Linked DNA regions of Homo sapiens: all the other regions are linked to region 1. The links are chromatin contacts, found by Hi-C or POLR2A ChIA-PET in ENCODE. All regions are on one chromosome and are shown on one strand. Each heading gives the region's core, a stretch centred on a gene start or an enhancer-like site at or near the end of the contact. The rest is flanking DNA. Distances are from core to core; before and after follow the strand shown.

Region 1 (3,238 bases), core at 293-2,792:
TTTGTATAAGAATGGGAGGGAAAAAAGAAGAAGAAGAATGGGAAAAAAATGTTGGTAGACCTGTACCCTAGACACTTGGGAAGCACCTTACAAAAAGAAGAGTTCAGAGGAAGAAATAGCATATTCCCCTGGGTGGGCTGAGACTGTAAAAGGGAATGAGGAATTAGAGATTTTTAATAAGGGGATTTTTATTAAAAACTTAAAATTATTCCTCTGAGAAAGAAAAAGGGGAGGCCTGGAGGAGCAACCAATATAGCTGCACAAGGTTGCGTTCTCTGATGCGTTCATAGTTAAAATACTCACATCAAGATTCAAAGAGGAGCTCTTGACTCTGTAAATTAGCAGGTGGGCACTGTTAGCCAGTATCTGAATGACTTCCGTCTTCTCTATCACATCTCCTTCAAATGGGAAGGGACAGAGAAGTGCCTAAGTGGATAAATTAAAACTCAAGTCGCTAAGAATACAATCAATCAATCAATCAATCAATCAATCAATGGCTCTTGCACCTAAGCTCCAGACTGCAGGGCCACGTGTATCTGGCTGTAGAACAAATAATCTCAGAACCACAAGAAATATTTTTTTAGAAATCATGTAGAATAAAGGATGTACCCAAAATTGGAAACAGGAAAATATTTTGTTTTCAAAAAGGATTAAAGGATGAATTTTGGAATGTTGCATGGATCCTTTGTAAAATTATTAGACTAGGTTACTAAATAGCCTGTGAGCCTTCAGAAATGAATATGTTGACAAAGTATCCGGAACACACTTACTGTGTGTTTTATAAGATTACTATTTTCGGAGATTAGAGGAAGCATATACATCTTGATTTTGGTAAAATATAAAATAAAATACTATCATCTGGCAGGTATAAGAGAGAAATATGGGCCCCTGAGAGTTGGGTGATTTCACTGTGACCAAATCTAAAATACATTAATTCATGGGCACCAGTCAGCAAGAAGCTTTGTGTGTCTTGTATGGTTTCGATGCCACAGCTTTGCTGTTAACCCGTCTTCCAGTCAGCAGTTTTTTCAGTAACTTTCATAAAGGTCTAAAACATGTTTATCAAGCCACCATTTGTCAGAAAGCTGAGAGGGTTAACTAATTTGACACGATGCAAAGTCACACATTAGGATTATCTCAACAGATGAGAGACTTCCAGGCCCAAGCCAGCAAGATGAGGTTTAAGAGGGCAAAATGTAACGTTATGTACTGGGCTTTGGATAATCAGCTGCCTGAGTACAGGGTGAGAGTGATGTGGTTTCATAGCAGTCATTGTGAACAATGTCTGAGGATTTCGGTTGGCCACAGATTGGAGATGAGAGATGAGAGTGATGCAACAGCCAGCCACACCAGCATTCTCTTGAGACCTCTGCATAGGAAACATGAGGTCCAGTCACAGGAACTACGGCCTGTGCTCCTGCAGCCTCAGGGAGCATCCAAAGGTGGTGTGCAGCCCTGGGGCCACATTTTAAAAGGGACCTCGACCAACCCAGAGCCAATCCAGAGAAATTGTAACCAAATGGAGAGCCATTAAAACCAAGAAGTAATTGTTTCAGGAGTCTGAGAGGTATTAAAAGAGGATGGCAGTCTGCAGAACTGTGACCAGTGAATAGAAGCAACCAGGAAGCAGCTTTATCTCAGTGTCAAGTCAAACATTCAAAAACCAGAGTGGGCAGACCAGCTGCCAGCACACCAAATCCAGCCCACAGATGGGCTTTGTTTTAACTGCAGTTGTCCTCCTCACATTACCAAAAAACTAAACTAAAAATTGAGTTTGTCAGCCATGCTGAAAAATTGGGAGAGTTTGCATTTTTAAAAAATCTAGACTTTTGACTTCTCCTGAAGAATCAGAATATCTGACCCTATGGGGCCTTCCTTCTACTGACAGCAGTCTCTCCACAGAATATGTGCTGTCACGGTCACCACAGTCCCTCCTGGTGTCTCCCCAGTGCTGAGGCCTGGTGCCAGGCACCACCACCATGGCACCCACCATTTGGTCTCTCTGAGTTGGTGAGAGGGCTAATGGGCCAAGCAGGTAAAACAGTGCCTGTTCCTTGGTGAAAGCCCAGCAAACGTTACCTGCAATTGTTGTATATTATCAGCCTGGCCCTTGCAGATACTGGAGTTTCAAACCTCTGTTGTAAAAATGGAACCACCTAACTGTGGAGTTAGGCCTCAGGAAATATTTACTTTTTTACCATTGTGGGTATTAAAATAAAGGCTGGTAGAATGCTGTTCATTCAGTGCCTTGCAGAAGGTCCTCTTCTGTGTGAAAGGCTGGTTCCCTGGGGTAGGAGCTGCCCTCCACTCTTGGTGCATGGAAATGAGGCCCGTGAGAAGTGCGAAGGTGCAGGAGAAATCTCGAGAGAAGGTGGTACACTCTGCTATTTTTGCTATAGAGTGACATCTCACTGTTAGAAAAAAGACCATCCCTTCAGAAGTTATTCTCAACCTCACAGCCTGTGGAGAAACCAGGCTGATGCTCCCCCTAGGGGAATATCAGGAACAGCCTCATTCTTCCTTCTTTCTCTCTTTCCCCCCTCTCTCAGCTCCATCCCCAGTGGGTCACTGCATCTCACTACCAACCATCATAGGGAGCGTGCTGCTTCCCACTGGGATGACCCCTAACCTGGGAGTCTCCTCTCAGCCACTCTGCTATACCCCACCCTTCACACTGCCCTTGAGGCCCTCCTGTGCCAAGGACCCCTCACCCTCCCATAGTCGTCTCTGCTCTGACTCACTCCTTGCCAGCCTGAACCTCCTCTATCCTCTGTCTCAGATGTGGCACTCTTGCCACAGTGCTGGCTTTCCCAGTGGGGGCCTTGTGTCCATTCTGCTGCTGTCCCCTAGTATGAGAGAGTGTGTGTGTGTGTGTGTGTGTGTGTGTGTGTGTGTGTGTGTGTGTGTGAAGGCCTGCGGGGGGAGGGAAGAAGCTGGAGAGTAATTTGGTAAGAAACATTTTGGAAAACAGAAGCCAAAAGTAAATCATATTTTATAAAATGATACTTTTTCAAAATTGAAGGCCTTAATTGCCTAAGGTGAAATATAGCCTTAGGAATAGAATATGTATGCATATGTATGTATATAAATATACATTAACTCTCTCTTTTCCATTTTTGAATGTTTAGTTTACAGCTGGATCCTGAACACTTAAAATAGCACCTGACACATAGTAGGAACTCAAAAATAGATAGGATTCAAGAGGAAGCAAATAATTTTTACCGAAAAATTGGTTTTT
Region 2 (3,238 bases), core at 547-3,046, 560 kb after region 1:
ACAATAAAGACCAGAAAGTGGGAACGGGACAGAGTAAACCAGAGAGGACCACCAGGCTGGAAGAGCTTGGGAGAGATAGAGGAAGCAAATCAGAACTGGAGAAGCTTGAACTTGAAGGATGGGGAGGAAGGGCAGGGCTACCTCAATTTGAGAGAGCTGCTTGGCACCTGAAGAAGCAAGTGTAGAGAAAGAACAGCAACTCAATGTCAAGATTTCAAGTTGTGCTGATGGGGAGGCTGGCTCTGGCCTCCTTTGAGTGACTCCAGGGAAGATTTTAATTGCACTTTGGTTTTCTTGGTTGATGGATGGAGACACAGTGCTAATGCCGGGTGAGCTTTATGAGGGTGGCACATAGGTGGCACTCCCCTCCTCATACCCATCACCGCTTCCGATAGCACTAAGAATGGAATCCCAGTGTTCACCTGGCTGGCATGACTGGCATCCTGCCCCTCCTGCCCTTCCGGCCTGCCATTCATTATACTTGCCACCCTTTTTCTCCCTCAGAGCCTCAGATGTCACTCCAGGCCTTTAAACATGTGGCTTCCTTATCCGGGAATGCTCTTCCTTTCGTCTCTTTCTCTCCTGCACAGTTCAGCTTAAAGTCACCTTTTCAGGAAGACTTTCCCTACCCCAATGTGAGTAGCCCTGCCCCTCATCCCCATCCTTCAAGTTCAAGTTTCTCCAATTCTGATTTGCTTCCCCCAGCACCGCATACCCGGTGCCCAGGGCTGGCCTCACCATTGTAGGTGTGGAATCAATACTGGCTGAATAAATGAACCATATATAGGCAGCGCATACAGATGTGTGCTACACATTTTTTTATTCATCCAGCAAATATATATATATATTTTATATATATATATATATATATTTTTTTTTTGAGACGAAGTCTCATTCTGTCACCCAGGCTGGAGTGCAATGGCATGATCTCAGCTCACTGCAACCTCTACCTGCTGGGTTCAAGCAATTCTCCTGCCTCAGCCTCCCGAGTGGCTGGGATTACAGACGTGCGCCACCACACCTGGCTAATTTTTGTGTTTTTAGTAGAGACCAGGCTGGTCTTGAACTCCTGACCTCAAGTGATCTACCCGCCTCGGCCTCCCAAAGTGCTGGGATTACAGGCATGAGCCATGGCGCCCGGCCCATCCAGCATATTTATTGAACACCTGCAATTACCGGCCAGGTACTGAGCTCAGCCCAGGTAATACAAATTCAGTAAGACACTCTCTCTGTCCTCAAGGAGCATGCAGGACACTGGGTGCTAAATACATGATCACAGTCTTCTTGCTTTCATTTCCTTTACTTCTGGAAAGCCTGATTCAGAGATAGTTGGAGAAACCTCAAGAAACACAAATTTTATTTCCTAATTTACAGTGCAGACCAGGATTTCTCAACATCAGCATTGTTAGAATTTGGGGCTAGATAATTCTTTGTCGTGGGGGCTGTCCTGGTCATTGGAGGAAGTTTGGCAGCATCTCTGGCGTCTGCCTACTAGAGACCAGTAGCATCCCCATCCCAGTGGTGGCAACCAAAAATATTTCCAGAGAACCAGTGGTCAAGGTGGAACCAGCTGTCCCGGAACAGAACCCCAAGTGACCTGTGTCTTTGAGACCCTGAAACAAGCCTAGAATCTGGAAGTAGAATGAGAAAGGAAGAAACACCCCTGGCACGCTCCCAACAGAACATAAACAACACAGACACAATGTAAACACCAACTATTCAAGGCCACTAGGGAACAGGTCTGAAATGACAGAACAGAAACCAGGATGCTGAAACCACAAAAACGACGAAATGGCCCCCTCTTTCGACACACACGAGCGCTGGCTGCTCCTCCACCGATGATCCCTCAAGCTCCCTTTATTTCCTCCCCTTCCAGATAAAGACCATCAAGCTACCCCTAGCAACAAATTACCCTCACTTCCTGACAACATCTTAGCCCTCCTGTAGAGTTACTCAAGAAAATACAGGATGCTAAGTTAAATTTAAATTTTATTTTATTTTTATTTATTTTATTTTTTTGAGACAGAGTCTCGCTCTGTTGCCCAGGCTGGAGTACAGTGGCACAATCTCGGCTCACGGCACGCTCCGCCTCCTGAGTTCATGCCATTCTCCTGCCTCAGCCTCCCGAGTAGCTGGGACTACAGGGGCCCGCCACCATGCCCGGCTAATTTGTTGTGTTGTTAGTAGAGACGGGGTTTCACCGCGTTAGCCAGGATGGTCTCAATCTCCTGACATTGTGATCCACCCACCTAGGCCTCCCAAAGTGCTGGGATTACAGGCGTGAGCCACCGTGCCCGGCCAAATTTAAATTTTTGATAAATAATGAATAATGTTTTTTAGTATAAGTATGTGCTAAATATTGCATAGGATATACTTATGCCATATCTGGAATTCAAGTTTCACTGGTGTCCTGTATATTTTATTTGCTAGATCTGCAACCCCACCTTCCTTAGAATTACCCAGCGCAAGCAGAAACCCTGTAATGAGCTCCCCCAGCTCCCTCGGACTGAGAACCTCCTATGCCTCTGTCAGTGGGCATTCTCTCTGTCTGCACAAGCTCATAAACCTAACTTTGAGGAAGGATGTCCTCCTGGTGGCCTTTGAGAAGAATCATCCCCACCTTTTGCTATAGGAAACTCAGAGATGGCCATCGGAAAGAGGTAGTGGTGGGTGGCCAGCAAAGGACAGCGGTGAGGGACAGGTGCAGTGGGAAAGTTCAGAGAGGCTCAGCTCACTAGCATCCAGCCCAGGGAGCACTCCATGGAAGGTGGTGGGAGGAGAGACTGCCTGAGTCTCATTTCTGAGCTGGCTGAGGCACAGAGTCAGCATCTCAAGGACTCAAGGAGAGTCGGAGGAGTCCAATGAGTGCTGGGTCCTGTCTCTATGAAATTCCTCCCAAGTTTATATACAGTGTCCACGGAGCCACCACATACTTCACAAACTGTGTGGCAAGTTCTTCATGCCTCAGTTTTCTTAACTGCAAAAGGGGGATAATAATATTGTGAGGATTAAATAAGTTAATGGTTTTAAAGTGCTTAGAACAATGCCTGGAACAGTGTGTTTGCTCAATTTTTTTTTTTTTTTTTTTTTTTTTTTGAGACAGAGTCTCGTTCTGTCGCCCAGGCTGAAGTGCAGTGGTGCCATCTTGGCTCATCACAACCTCCGCCTCCCGGGTTCGAGTGATTCTCCTGCCTCAGCTTCCTGAGTAGCTGAGATTACAGGCGCCTGCACCACACCC
Region 3 (3,238 bases), core at 438-2,937, 520 kb after region 1:
AGTAGCTGGGACTTTAGGCGTGCGCCACCACGTCCAGCTAATTTTTGTATTTTTAGTAGAGACAGAGTTTTGCTATGTTGGCCAGGCTGGTCTCGAACTCCTGACATCAGGTGATCCACCCACCTCGGCCTCCCAAAGTGCTGGGATTATAGGTGTGAGCCACCGCACCCAGCTGAATTTGCTTTTCCCTTTTTTTTTTTTTTTTTTTTGAGATAGAATCTTGCTCTGTCACCCAGGGCTGGAGTGCAGTGGTGACACAATCTCGGCTTACTGCAACCTCTGTCTCCCAGGTTCAGACAATTCTTGTGCCTCAACCTCCCGAGCAGCTAGGCAAGCGCCACCATGCCAGACTAATATGTGCATTTTTAGTAGAGACGGGGTTTCGCCATGTTGGCCATGCTGGTCTCGAACTCCTGGTCTCAATCAATCCTCCCACCTTGGCCTCTCAAAGTGGTGCTGGGATTCCAGGTGTGAACCCCGGCGCCGGCCTGGGAAGATCATCCTGTAGATACATCTACATGCTGTTGCTCAGCTTCCTCATTACTGAGTTCAAGCTACTTGGAATGTCTCCTGCCATATCTGGCTCCTACCTACCTACCTGTCAAACTGGGTTCAAATCCTCATCCCTTATCTCTTTCAGCTGCAAGTAATCTGTGGCCCATCACATTCCTTCCCTACTGTCCCCACACCTCCAGGGCCCCTACCCCATTCCACTCTGGTCAGACTTCTCTCCCTTACTAGCCTGGCCTCATCCCCAGCCCATATTCAGGCCTAGCCCTGTGCAGGAATTAATAAAAGGTCTGCTTTAGGCATGACCAGGGGCCTGAGGAGGAGGTGATCTGCAGACAGCAAGGTTTACGGAAGAGGAGGAGCTTAGCGGGCAGGGAGAAATATTCTTAGGGGCACTGGGCAGTTTCTTTCTGAGGCCCCCTAACAAATAGAATCCGCTGCTCAGCTCCAGCCTCAGGAGACAAAGCGTTCTTGTTTCTGTGCTTATCAGGAAATGGGCGGCAAAAATCACCACAGCTACCAAGAGCCACCTGGCCTTTGGCCATCTCTGGGGCAAGAAAAGGAGGCAGCTCCAATCCTTCCAGAAAAACAAATCCTTCCTTATTGCTCATTAATTTCTCCCATGGACACCCCTTCTAAGCTCAAGTCAACTAGCAAGGAGTGGGCTTTGAGTGGCTTTGGTTGTAAAAGTCAATGATGTTCCTGCAGTCTACATAGTGAAAAAAAAAATGATAAGAAAGATAAAAAGAAAAGTCAGTGATGAGCTTTAGTGTAGAATTACAATAATTCTATGCCCACCAATACCAGACATTGGAGACCAGTGCTCCATCCAAGGTCTCCAAATACAGAATGCTTTATTCCAGCACGGAGAATGAGATTTAGGATTCCAACAAAAGTGGCCTGCTGAGTGCAGGAGAAAGTAGAGGGTAGACAGTCCTGGCAGGAAAGTGCTCTTGGATAAAGGCAGGTGCAGTGCATGAGGTCTGAAGAAACCCCAGTGGGAACCCCACACACAGCTTCAGGGGCTTTCACATTCAGTCATCAATTTATCCGGAATCAAAGCCACCCACCTCCTGCCCATGTGAGTGCACTGAAATCACAATGCTATTTTTGGTAAGGCATGTCATAGTTTCAATGGAATCAACCCTGATTCTAGTCTCCCTCAGCCTCCTAATCTTCAGCGGTTAGGTGGAAAGAGGACTCCAAGTCAGACTTGAATCAGAGCCTCAGCACTGCCCCTTCATCACTGTGAGGCCTGCACCCATTACCATGCACTGTTTAATCTCAGTTTCCCTGTGTCTAAAAATGGATTCTTGCTGAAAAAAGGAATCTGTTAGCAAAACAAATAAACAGAACCTGAAAAGAACTTCTGATTCTAAGTGCCTGGACTGTCTTTGAAACTATGAGTAATGGTTCCGCTCCATGGGAGTTTTCAGGATGACTTCTTACCGTCTTCTAATTTTTGGATAGTCACAAAAAGAAAGCAAGGCAATGTGTTTCCATTCTAGGACTGACAAATCCTGTGGTATTAACACAACTCTGGAGCTTGTTTTGGCAGCATTTCATGTGACCTGGGAGAAAGCAAAACCCCAAAGCTTCTACAGGCCAGCTTCCAGCAGGTCCTGGAAGCAGGAGAGTTCTCCATCTACCATTAGTGTCTAGGCTCAACCTGGACTCTGGTATTGCCATCCTCAACTTTCAGATGGAAAAAGAAAAAAAAAAGCCACTTCTCTTGATATTTTTGTGTTAAAATTTCCATGTATATCATGCTTCTCCAGGAGCTTCCCTTCAGCTGCATGCCAGACTAAAATCTTTTTCCAGGCTGTTGTCTTAACCAGCTGCAATGGCAAGAAAGATACACCCTGGGATGTGGCATTGCCGGAGGGCCCAGGCTTCTAGCTACAAGAGGCCAATGCAGGGGTCATCTTATGAATCAAGGATGAGACAGAAGTCAAGAGTCTTGTGCCCACCATGGTCCTGATCTTGGGGCAGTAGATCCTTGACCATGTATCAAAAGGAACACAAATATACACCTCAAATGCCAAGCTGCAGCCAAGATGCCTGGATAGGTGGGAGATGAAGCCAGGACTTAGCGGGGTTGGGAGAAGAGAGGTGGTGGGTCTGGGATCAACAACTTGTGGAAGAATATTAGTACCAGAGGCCCCTTATGTAGAGAGACAGAAAATAATGGCCCATACTGAAGATATCTATCAACTAAAAATCTTTGGCACAGGACAAATTCCAATTTGTGTTAAAGACATACACACACACAGAGCAAACAAAAAATTCCCAGAAAAACTTCAACTTCAAAAATACATAGAAGTTGATATCCAATGATTTCTTAACACCTTCAGACATAAAAATATTTCTTTAGAATTTTGAAGTTCAGAACTTGAGTCTAGTTATAGGTAAAAAAAAAAAAAAAAAAAAAAAAAAAGGATATTGAAATGGAATTAAACATGTCTCTGTAATATTCTATTAGTCTGGAGAAGAAGGGAAACCCCAATCCATTATTCTGGACACGGCAGGACCCTGGCCTGGCTAACACAGTTGACAGCATGGAAATTGCCAGGTGAGCAGAAGAAACCTTTTACCCACCACCCAGCATGGGAAGAGTGGTGGGCAGAGAGGCATGGGGAAATGGATTGTCTTAGAAGGACCCCTGCATATTTAGCCAAGTTTTAAGGGCTATCAGAGGCCATCCAGTTTATCTCCTTATTTGAGATCA

What was found. A loop is a pair of places that touch in the nucleus more often than their neighbours do. ChIA-PET counts read pairs that join two places held with the same protein, here RNA polymerase II (POLR2A). Pooled maps may share reads with other maps.
Region 2: a pooled map shows a loop between it and region 1 (3-fold over the local background). The contact joins two enhancer-like sites. A Hi-C loop is called at or near these places in 1 of 37 single-sample maps with no recorded cell type and 2 of 50 pooled maps. POLR2A ChIA-PET finds 5 or more read pairs at or near these places in 1 of 52 experiments (WTC11).
Region 3: a loop to region 1 is called in a map with no recorded cell type, with 11 times the contacts of the local background. The contact joins two enhancer-like sites. A Hi-C loop is called at or near these places in 4 of 37 single-sample maps with no recorded cell type and 1 of 50 pooled maps. POLR2A ChIA-PET finds 5 or more read pairs at or near these places in 1 of 52 experiments (AG04450).

Annotation. Positions count from the first base shown.
Region 1 is chr20:20,464,820-20,468,057 of GRCh38, reverse strand. The region is part of intron 37 of RALGAPA2 (Ral GTPase activating protein catalytic subunit alpha 2); the gene reads left to right. Among named protein-coding and RNA genes, the nearest start is that of INSM1, 98 kb to the right of the region's middle. Within about 2 kb of position 1,542, at least 4 of the 41 ENCODE cell types and tissues checked have a DNase peak (open chromatin) inside an H3K27ac peak, as active enhancers do.
Region 2 is chr20:19,901,874-19,905,111 of GRCh38, reverse strand. The region is part of intron 3 of RIN2 (Ras and Rab interactor 2); the gene reads right to left. Among named protein-coding and RNA genes, the nearest start is that of NAA20, 110 kb to the left of the region's middle. Within about 2 kb of position 1,796, at least 13 of the 41 ENCODE cell types and tissues checked have a DNase peak (open chromatin) inside an H3K27ac peak, as active enhancers do.
Region 3 is chr20:19,943,685-19,946,922 of GRCh38, reverse strand. All of the region lies in intron 4 of RIN2 (Ras and Rab interactor 2), which reads right to left. Among named protein-coding and RNA genes, the nearest start is that of NAA20, 72 kb to the left of the region's middle. Within about 2 kb of position 1,687, at least 8 of the 41 ENCODE cell types and tissues checked have a DNase peak (open chromatin) inside an H3K27ac peak, as active enhancers do.